Linked DNA regions of Homo sapiens: region 1 is linked to region 2. A link is an interaction called in ENCODE POLR2A ChIA-PET data of the cell type or tissue named here. Cell type or tissue: B cell. All regions are shown on one strand. Links, peaks and the distances in the headings refer to the core of each region. The heading gives the core; the rest is flanking DNA. Region 1 holds the start of SFSWAP (splicing factor SWAP). Region 2 overlaps ULK1 (unc-51 like autophagy activating kinase 1).

Evidence for each region. Peaks named below come from ENCODE experiments on the same cell type or tissue, not always from the same donor. Only the 100,000 strongest peaks of a DNase experiment are listed, where the experiment ranks them.
Region 1: POLR2A ChIA-PET joins it to region 2 with 13 read pairs; 3 of 35 experiments call an interaction of 5 or more read pairs at or near these places.

Annotation. Positions count from the first base shown.
Region 1 is chr12:131,708,701-131,714,067 of GRCh38, forward strand. SFSWAP (splicing factor SWAP) reads left to right here and starts at 2,390. Exons shown (of 18, transcript NM_004592.4): 1 at 2,390-2,747. The coding sequence starts at 2,530. RefSeq lists enhancers at 1,945-2,034, 2,175-2,464, 2,555-2,624. In B cell, for the core only: no CTCF peak of the experiment used is centred there; DNase peaks (open chromatin) are centred at 2,301 and 3,343; H3K4me3 peaks cover 2,341 bases; H3K27ac peaks cover 1,918 bases.
Region 2 is chr12:131,920,881-131,926,202 of GRCh38, forward strand. It overlaps ULK1 (unc-51 like autophagy activating kinase 1), which reads left to right. Exons shown (of 28, transcript NM_003565.4): 27 at 220-355; 28 at 426-2,270. The coding sequence ends at 481. It overlaps PUS1-AS1 (PUS1 antisense RNA 1), which reads right to left. Exons shown (of 2, transcript XR_001749414.2): 2 at 3,632-3,886. Among named protein-coding and RNA genes, the nearest start is that of PUS1-AS1, 4.8 kb to the right of the region's middle. RefSeq lists enhancers at 2,744-2,823, 3,234-3,293, 3,454-3,773, 3,875-4,751. In B cell, for the core only: no CTCF peak of the experiment used is centred there; DNase peaks (open chromatin) are centred at 1,721, 2,671, 3,771, 4,171 and 1 weaker place; H3K4me3 peaks cover 1,628 bases; H3K27ac peaks cover 2,252 bases.

The sequences.
Region 1 (5,367 bases), core at 295-5,294, 210 kb before region 2:
ATGCTCAAATAAACTTTAAGAATTTGACACAAGTTGTAGAGTTTGTATCCAAGCAGGGCCTACAAGTGGCGGCCTCCAAATGTGCAGTGAGAAGCCCTGAGCACAAATGGCTCAGTGTGTGAAGCAGGCCCACGGGCACTGGTTACCAACCTGTTCTGAATTCTCATAAGCAACAATTTACATGTAGTGCATTTATTACCTATAGACAGGTGGTAGGAGACGAAGACTAGGACTCACTGTGAGCCAATCCCCCCAAAGCTCAGAAAGTTGCCCAGGTGGATGAAATCTCTACTGCGTATTCCTCACTTACACCACAGATAAGAGATCCCGAAGAGCAGCCCACCCAGATTACATACCACATGTCACATGAATCACTGGGCTAAAGTGTTGAAGGACCTTCTATTTCTAGGGGAGAACTGGAACAGAGCCTGGGCTACTTCAGCCAGTCCCTCCCTATCTCAGGATGTTGCATCCCAGCTCGTTATGCAGTTACTCTTGAAAACTACAAAGGAAAAGGAGGGAGAAGTGGGTAGGCCCAAGGCTATACAGAGAACTGTCCTGCACAATGAAGCACCTGCATCTGTTTAGTCACTGTTCCCAGAGGTCATCATTGAGGGAATAGGGGGGCCTTCAGATCCCATTTCTGACACCAGAACTGTTAAAAGAGAAACTTTACACAAAACAAATTCGAGTTTATTCGAGCAAGAAAACAATTCATGAATCAGGCAGCATGCAGAAGCAGAAGAGGTTCAGAGAGTTCCACTCAGCAGCATGAGCAGCAAGCTTTTATAGACCCAACACGGAAGCAGAAAAATTACTTGATTGGGTTTTGGTTTGCTTGCATAGGAGCTGGTGTTACAGAGTTGATCTCAAGCTAATGGCCTCCTTATTTGCTTTAGCACCCCACACCTGAACCCAAGGGAAAGCTTGAAGGGAGCCCAGCACCGAAACAAACTAGTAAATGCCTGGGGGCAAACAACAGTGTTTTTATCAAGTAACCATGACACATACATCTTCCTCAGCAGTGGCAGAGCAGTCTTGTAGAGTTAGATAGGAAGATGATGGCCTGGCCACGCATGCTCAGCTGCTGGCCCGGCTCATTCTACAGGTATTAACCAGTATTTGGCCCACAGTGTGCTAAGCACCATTCTAGGTGCTGAGGATGCTAAGGTGACCCCAACAATGTCCCTGATCTCTTAAAGCTAATTCTGGTGGGATGCTGAACACAGGATGTAACCTAAGGTGGTGATGAGAGGTACACAGACAAATCGGAAGGCACAAGTTAGCCACCAGTGAGGGGAAACTCCAGACAACGTAGACACATAAGGCCAGGTGGAGAAATGGATGACTGAGTTAAACTTGGGTAAGGAGCCTGGCAAATGAAGACAGAAGCATGACCCAGTCAGGGGAAACCACAACAAAAGACGTTTGGTGGGAACTGCCTGTTTCTTAATTTCCAAAAATCAGTTAAAGGTTCATATACATTATCTCATTTCAACATCACTGGTAGAAAGATTCCATTTTTATGGAGAGGGGATCTGAGGCCCAGAAAGGAGACGATCTGTCATCGTTTTCCACTCAAGGGCAAACATGGGGATATCCCATCCCATCCCAAAGCCTAAGATTTTGCACTCCAGGCCCTTTGTCTGACCTGAAATTACTGAGCTAAAAGGGACCGAAAGATCCTAATGGAACCACCGATGGGAAAACTGCGGCCCAGGAGGAAACACACCAAGCAAAATTGCACCGTATCCAGGTGGCCAGTCTCCAGACTGGGGTCTCCCTGCCCCGCCAGACCATCTCCCGGCGACAAGGGTCTCAGGTTTCCGAAATCTCGCCACCCGCGAGTGATTTGCAGCGCAGGGGCCTCTGCTGCCTCGGAAACCTTCAAAGGTGGGCGGGTCGGGGACCAAGTCCCCCTAGGGATGGAGAAGGAAACGGGGCCAAGGAAAAGGACATCGCCACCCTGGGCAGAGCACGCACGGCCCCAGCGACTCGGACATGGTGAGGGGCGCGGAGGCTCGGGGTGGACCCGAGGCCTCCACACATGTGGCAGGCTGCAGCAACCCGCCACCCACGAGGACTCGCCCAAGGCCCAGAGCGCGCCGGGCCCCTCCCTCCGACTCCGTCGCCGCCCGACTGGCCGCAGCGGAAGCCGGCGCGCGATCCCACGCTGCGCTTTCGCCACGTCCTGACGGCTGCCCGATAAAACGGACATTAAAATTGCACTTTCCACTGAATACAGCAGCGCCTATTGTGGCGGCACACCTGAATGCGAAAATTAAAGCCAAAATATTTCCTAGCGGCTAAAAGAGCTCCAAGCCTAGGCGAATCTGCCGGTCCGCTCGCCGGAAATGCGGGCTCTCCTGCCGGAAGCTGCCCCTCCACCATTTTGTGGCCCGCTATGGCGGCGGTGTTGAGGTTGGGTACGGGATGCGGGGTCTTTGACTGAAGGGGTAGGCCAAGTGGAGGTATCAGGGACGTCGCGCGGCACAGAAGAGGACCAGCCTGGACGCCGGGGACGCTGTCATGTACGGCGCGAGCGGGGGCCGCGCCAAACCCGAGAGGAAAAGCGGCGCGAAGGAGGAGGCCGGGCCAGGCGGTGCCGGCGGTGGGGGCAGCCGAGTGGAGCTCTTGGTTTTCGGCTATGCCTGCAAGCTGTTCCGGGACGACGAGCGGGCCCTGGCTCAGGAACAGGGACAGCACCTCATCCCCTGGATGGGGGACCACAAGATCCTCATCGACAGGTCGGTTCCTCTCCCCACCCGTCGATCCTTCCCTTCCCTCACCCGCTTGATCTCGTCTGATGTTGACTTGACTGCAAGGACTGCAGAGAGTTTTCTGGAGCCAGCGGGGATCTGGGGGACACCCCCTCCCCTGTCCCCACCTCCTCCTGGTGTTCTGGTGGGGAGGGGGACGGTGAAACCTGCCCTAAGGCACTGGCTGGAATTGCGTGCCGCGTCCGTCTCCGGAGGGATCGTCTCTGGTCCCGCAGCCCCTCTCGACCCCTCACCCTGTCGCTGGGCTGCAGTTGGCGATTCCGCGCGGTGAAAGCAGCCAGTGCCCAGGGTCTTTTCCTGAGTGCACCTGGGCCTGCCGCCCGGCGATGCCATGGGGTCGTGCGCTGCTTTTCTACTTGCCGCGCTCTCACTGCTCGGTGTACTGGGAGGGTACCCTGGGAGGCGTGCCTTTATTCTTCCGAACCGCCGCTCACTGAGACAGTGGCTAGAAGTGTCTCTTGGACCTGTGAGTTAGCCTTAACCTGTTATGCCCCCAGAGCCCTCAGTGGAGCGCCCGTACTTTGCCGGCATGACGTTTGATTTCCCGGTGATAATCCGACGAGTTTGACAGATTGAGGTAGTGAGCAAAGTTGCCCGTCAGTTGGTGGCCACTTGACTTCGTGCGGACCCTGGCCTTGCTCTTGGAAGAGATAGTGTTCTTAGGGCTGGTTTCACTGTCTCTTAAGACTGAAGGGTGGAGCTGGGATATAGATGTGTTGTTTCTTTTCAAATCAAACCTGCTTTAGGTCGTCACTCGAGGGTGTCTAGCGATTATGGGCAGTGGGGGCCTGGGATTAGGGATTTCTAAAGGCGTTTGATTTGAAAAGGATAACATTACATGATGTAGGTGGTTTGCTCCCCTCTTTCTTCCCATTTTTTCAATCCCCCTTCCCCTCGTCTCTGGGTTTTGGGGTTGTTGTGGGGTGGTTTTTTTTCTTTTTTGCCTGTTCGGCTACTTCTGGGGCCCGGACTGAAAAGCTAACCATGACCAACCATTAAACTGTGGAATAGTCTCTCCACGTGAAGAAAGCCCATCGTTTGAGACCATTAAAACTGGATTCTTCATAGCCCTGGAGCATGACTGTAGGGATGACCTCTGAGCTGGCCAGAATGGACACATTAATGACCAAATAGGCCTTTTTCCATCCCTGACGTTTCCTTTTGGAATTAGAGCTCGAAAACGAGAACTGGTGAAGGGAGGGCCGCGGAATCAGATCATGTCTGGATCTGATGGCTCCGTGCTGTGCTCAAGCGTGCTGTGCCTTCACACCATGGTTTATATTGAATGTGTCGCCTGAGTTGTCAGGCTTGCTTTTCCAAAGTGTCACTTGTGTTATTTATCATTAAAGTTTGGTAAGCAATGAAGTCTGAGCTCTTTGTACAGTTTTCCTATCATTCTGTACATGATTTGAGTTAGGTCTTCCAAAACTGGTGGGGAGCAAACGCCGCACATGTACATGTATAATATTTTTAATAATAATCTACATTTGTAAGTTAAGGAGGTTTACATCAAAATCCAATTAATTTTGAAATTTAATGAAATGCAGTAACTTGACTACCTTGGAATTTTGGGCCTTTTTCCTGTAAATGTCTTTTTTGGTCTACATTAATATTTTTGGTTCCCATTACAAAAGTCAGCATTAAAAAAATAAGCAGACTTTTGTTTGTTTCTCTACATTTGTTTTTGAAACCCTAAACCTGAGTGTTTTAAGTAAAGTTCACTAACTCATTCATTTATTATCTGACAGTTACACGTTGACAGCATCCTCATTGAATCCTTTATGTTAAAAGCATAGCAGAAAGTGCTCCCATTACTTATTTGGCCAAACTACTGTTTGGTCCATGCAAGAGAAACATGGAAGTGTCTTCATGTATGTTATTTCCTTGAGGGTATAAAGTTCAGAAGGAAATATTGATACCATATCTTCTAATAGTTTTGCTCTGTTCCCAGTGAACCTCCTTAAACTGCATGTATATGTCACTGTTCCAATGTATGTGTGTCTCTCTATCACGTAACCCAGCACTTATTTCCTCAGCCAAGTGGCTAGGGGGCGAGCCTAGCCAAGATTTTACCTCCAATGGACGCAAGTTTCTTTGGTGAAGATCTCTCCTGAGAGTTCGGGACTAGCAGAAAGAAGCGAGGAAATTTCGACCGTTTGGTTCTTACGGATAGGTATTTATGTATTTGGTTTGTGTGAATGTAAGCTATGATATTTAACTTTTCAGAAAAAAATAATAATTTTTTGCAAGTGGCATTGAATGGTTGACCAAACCATAATGGTAAGAACTGCCAGTGAAGTGGGTACCATTTTTGCTATTAATGGATTGTTTGCCTTTAGTTATAAATGTTATCTTACTGTGGAAAGGAATTTAGAGTTTGTTAAGATAACTTGAGTTTAAAAGTAGGTGAGATATGACTATCCAAATTAAATATAAATCTGGGAAGAGTTTTTATACTTGTTTTAATATTTTTGTTTATTTTAATCGGTAAGTATGTGTGTGTATATATATATACATATATAAAACATCACACACGCACACCAGTCTAGACGTTAATTTCCTTTTATTGACCAGCTTGTTCACATTA
Region 2 (5,322 bases), core at 1-5,000:
TGAGAGCGCTGGCCAGGGTCATCTGGTTCCAGGCAGTGTCTCCCCTTGGCCCTGTGACCATCCCCTCTGCACAGCAGGCTGCACCAGCACTTATGTCTCCACGTCACTGCCCTGAGCGCCTATCTGCCACCCCTGGGCCGCTGCCGTGGGTGCAGGGCAGCCCTTGCTGGGAGGGAGTGGGGTGAGCTGGCCCTGTCCAGCCTCTGTCCTCGCCCCCAGGTGCAGTCGGCTGCCCTGGACGAGATGTTCCAGCACCGTGAGGGCTGCGTCCCACGCTACCACAAGGCCCTGCTGCTCCTGGAGGGGCTGCAGCACATGCTCTCGGACCAGGCCGACATCGAGAACGTCACCAAGTGTGAGTGCCCGGCTGGGCTGGGGGCTGGGGACTCTGGGCGTCTCCCTCACACTCCCCTCTCCCTCCACAGGCAAGCTGTGCATTGAGCGGAGACTCTCGGCGCTGCTGACTGGCATCTGTGCCTGACCTTTCTGGCCTGGCTGGGCCCCCCGTCCTGCCGAGCCCTGCAGAGTGGGCTCTGTGTGCTGGCTGGACTCCTCGGGACAAGCCCATGGCGCTGATCGCTGGTGCTGAGCCCTGCCCTGGGCCCCACGGACAGTCAGCCTGCCGGCCTCCCTGCAGCTCACGGGGCAGAACCAGCACATCTGGAGCCACACAGCTTGGGGGGTGTCTCCCATCTTTTACAGGTGGGGATCACAGAATTTCTGCCCCTCCAGCTGCCTGGCTCAGCAGGCGTGGGTGCCACCACCCTCTAGCCCCAGGGCAGCCCCGGAGGACAGGCAAGGGCCTGAGACCACTGCCGACTCAAAGCCAAAGCGAGCTCCTGCTTAGGGAAGGTCAGCAGGCACTGTGCCCAGGAAGAGCCTGCGGCCTCGGCGTCCCCCAGTCTCCAGGAGCCTCTCCCTCCGAGATACCCACCCAGCTTTGTCAATCACCCAAGCACTTTATGCATATAGAGACAGAACCTGGACCTCACCAGGGACTGCTGGGCAGCGATTCCTGGCAGTGGCCTGGTGTTTGTACATACACATATGCAGACACATGCCAGGGCCCCCCAAGCCCGAGCACCGGACCACGTTGCTGCCCAGGTCTGGACCTCAGCGGGAGAACTGGCTCCGGGGGGAGTGGGGCCCTGCGCTAGAGGCAGAGGCAGTTCTTTGTTCAAGCGTTCCTCTGGGGACCGGCAGCAGAGGCACCGTGTTCTCTCAGCCCTGGATACGTCTTGTAATCTTTCACACTTTATTCCTAAAACGTGTCTTATTTTTATGCAGCTCATTTTTTCTTTAAAGGAGAAAACTTGTAGGTGTTTAAGAATTGGTTTTGGGAGGGCGAGGACTGGGCCAGGTTAGAGGCAGATGGCACAGGGGCGTGTGGCGGGCGGGTGAGGCTGCTTTGCACACCTGTGTTGGTGGCTGTCCCCTGCCGCCCCTCCCTGTGGCAGCAGCAGGACAGGTGTGTGCCCAGCACCCTCCCTACCTGGGCCTGGAAGCAGATGAGGGGAATACTTCATGCAAAGAAAAAAGTAACATGTGCAAAAGCTCCCCGTCCAGCTTTGACAGTCAGTTTTGATGTCAGCTCCTCGGCAGGGTAGGCCTGATGACAGCCCTGTCCCTCCCTGCCTCTGCCTTGCCCAAGGCCACGGAGGGCATCTGCAGAGAGGCCTGCCTTCCGGATTCCAGGCGGGCATGCCCTGCAAACCCCGCCTGGGCCTCCCTTGGTCTGCCCAGCCCTCGATTAGCCCTGCCTGAATCAGTAGATACTTGAACGAGTCCCCAGTCTGCGGGAGGCAGTGGTGGGGCCATGGACCCATGCGGGGGGTTCCAGGGTCACACGCCACATAACAGACAAAAATACACACACGTGTGTTTTTCTTTGCAATACTTGAAATATTGCCACTGTGCTTGGACTTAGAAGAAGAAAATCCCCGTGACTTCTTCCTCATCACCTTGATGGCTTTATTCTCACCTTGTGGGGCATGTTTGTATTTATTGCTTCATGGCCGACTGGAATCCTGAGTCCTGGGAAGCTGGCACTGCGGGGATCTTGCCCGGTGTCCTGGTCCTCTTGCTTCCGTCGCGGCCGCATGTGCGTGTGTCCAAGCAGGTCCTGGGCGCCTCAACTGCTGCCCCTGGTTGAATGTTCTCTTGATAGTGCTGGACCCTTTGTCTATTTTAAAGCGAATTTTGTGTGATTTCCTGCCCTTTGCGTTATATTGTATAATACCAACGTAAGGAAATAAACCTTTGGAATTGTTGGGCTGGTGTCACCACTTGTCTTCGTTGGCTTGTCACTGTTTTCAGGGTTCTGTCATTTTCTTTCTCAGCCGAGGCGCAGGAGCCCAGGGCCCCTCCACAGGTGCCCACAATGGTCGACACAGCCCTGGGAGCAGAGCCCCAGGGCAGAAGCTGGATGTGTTGAGGGACAATGCAAACCCCTGCGCCACAGGAAGCCTCTCCCGCCAGGCTGGGGGTCCTGCACAGGGTGAAGAGAGTCCAGAGGGCAGGGCATCTGCCTTGGTATAGCTTTGGGCACCTGCTTTGACTCCTTTGGGGGATACACCTAGGAGGGGCTTTCGGGGCCACGTGGAGCTGTGTGTTAACTTCCAAGAAGCAACACGGTTCGTTCACTGCAGCCTCTGAGCAGCTGGGCCTCCAAGGCCTTGCCGTGTGGTTTTGATTTGCATTTCCCCGAGGGGTCATGACGTGGAGCATCACAGGTACTTGGCGGCCATTTGTGTGTCTTTGGAGGAACATCTAAATCCTTTGCCTCCCCCTTTTTATTTATTTATTTATTTTTTAATTTGAAATGAGTAACTCTGTTGCTCAGGCCGGAGTGCAGTGGCGCGATCTCGGCTCACTGAAACCTCTGCCTCCCAGGTTCAAGAGATTCTCCTGCCTCAGCCTCCCAAGTAGCTGGGACTACAGCCACCAAGCCCGGCTAATTTTTGTTTTTGTTTTGTTTTGTTTTTAGTAGAGACGGGGTTTCACCGTATTAGCCAGGATAGTTTCAATCTGATGTTGTGGTCTGCCTGCCTTGACCTTCCAAAGTGCTGGGATTACAGGCATGAGCCAGCGCACCTGGCTGTTTTTTTTTTTTTTTTTTTTTGGAGACAGTCTCCCTCTGTCACCCAGGCTGGAGTGTAGTGGTGCAATCTTGGCTCACTGCAATCTCTGCCTCCCGGGTTCAAGCGATTCTCCAGGCTCCCGAGTAGCTGGGATTATAGGCCAAGTGCCACCACGCCCAACTAGTTTTTGTATTTTTAGTAGAGACGGAGTTTCACCATGTTGTCCAGGATGGTCTCAATATGACCCCGTGATCCACCTGCCTGCCTCATCCTCCCAAAGTGCTGGGATTACAGGCGTGAGCCACCACGCCCCAACTTTTTTTTTTTTTTTTTTTTTTAGTTGAAATCTCACTCTGTAGCCCAGACTGGAGTGCAGTGCTGCAATCTGGGCTCACCGCAACGTCCGCCTCCCAGGTTCAAGCAATTCTTCTGCCTCAGCCTCCCGAATAGCTGGGACTACGGGCATGCGCCCAGCTAGTTTTTTGTATTTTTAGTAGAGACGGGGTTTCACATGTTGGCCAGGCTGGTCTCGAACTCCTGTAGAGTTCGCATTTTTAAAACTATATATTGTTTTTATTAGATAAAAATAACTTGCTAAAAACTGCTAACCGCAGTAAGAAGTGAAAGTTCATTGAGAGGTTGGTGTTCTCGAGGAAGGGGAAGGCGGAGACCTTGATTTCTGAGTCCCAAGAGGGGCTGCTTCCAAACTGAGCCTCCTCAGACAGGAACAGCTGCACTCGGCACCGAGTGAGAAGGTGTGGTGGAGCAGCTGCCAGGCTGTGGGCGCCGTGATCCTCCTGGTACTTCTGAAACGTAAAGAAATGCCCAGACGGTCACTACAAACATGGAATTTTGTTGGTGTTAATATCATTTTTTAGAGCAGTTTTATATCTGTAGGAAAATTGAGTAGGACGTACAGAGAGATCTGCCCTCTCCCCTGTCAGTAACACGTCACATTCGTGCAGTGCCTTTGTCTCTGCTTTTGAACCCAATATTCATATTTTAGATTTTTAAAAATCATGGACACTTCTAATACTACAGGTTCTGTCATAGTACCCGAAGTCCATAGTTCACATCATGGGGTCACTCGATGTACACTGGGCTTTGCAGAAGTGTCACGCCACACATCACCCTAAGGTCCTCTGGGCTCCACCTGTTGCCCTCTCCCAGCCTAGCTCTGCTGGCCCCGGTCTTCCTGTCCTCGTAGTTTTTCTTGTTTCAGAATGTCCCGTAGTTGGAATCATACACTATGCCCAGGGCTTGGGAGCTCATTTCCTTTTTTTTTTTGAGACGGAGTCTCGCTCTGTCGCCCAGGCTGGAGTGCAGTGGCGCGATCTCCGCTCACTGCAAGCTCCGCCTCCCGGGTTCACGCCAGTCTCCTGCCTCAGCCTCCCGAGTAGCTGGGACTACAGGGGCCTGCCACCACATCCTGCTAATTTTTTTTTTGTATTTTTAGTAGAGACGGGGTTTCACCATGTTAGCCAGGATGGTCTTGATCTCCTGACCTCGTGATCCGCAGGCCTCGGCCTCCCAAAGTGCTGGGATTACAGGCGTGAGCCACTACGCCTGGCCTTTTTTTTTTTTTTTTTTTTTTTTTTTGAGACAGTCTCGCTATGTTGTCCGGGCTGGAGTGCAGTGGCGGGAACTCGGCTCACTGCAACCTCCACCTCCCAAGGTTCAAGCGACTTTTGTGCCCCAGTCTCCTGAGTAGCTGGGATTACAGGCGTGAGCCACTGCACCCAGCCTGGCTAATTTTTGTATTTTTATTTATTTATTTATTTATTATTATTTTTTATTGATCATTCTTGGGTGTTTCTCACAGAGGGGGATTTGGCAGGGTCACAGGACAATAGTGGAGGGAAGGTCAGCGGATAAACAAGTGAACAAAGGTCTCTGGTTTTCCTAGGCAGAGGACCCTGCGGCCTTCTGCAGTGTTTGTGTCCCTGGGTACTTGAGATTAGGGAGTGGTGATGACTCTTAACGAGCATGCTGCCTTCAAGCATCTGTTTAACAAAGCACATCTTGCACCGCCCTTAATCCATTTAACCCTGAGTGGACACAGCACATGTTTCAGAGAGCACAGGGTTGGGGGTAAGGTCACAGATCAACAGGATCCCAAGGCAGAAGAATTTTTCTTAGTACAGAACAAAATGAAAAGTCTCCCATGTCTACCTCTTTCTACACAGACACGGCAACCATCTGATTTCTCAATCTTTTCCCCACCTTCCCCCCTTTGTATTCC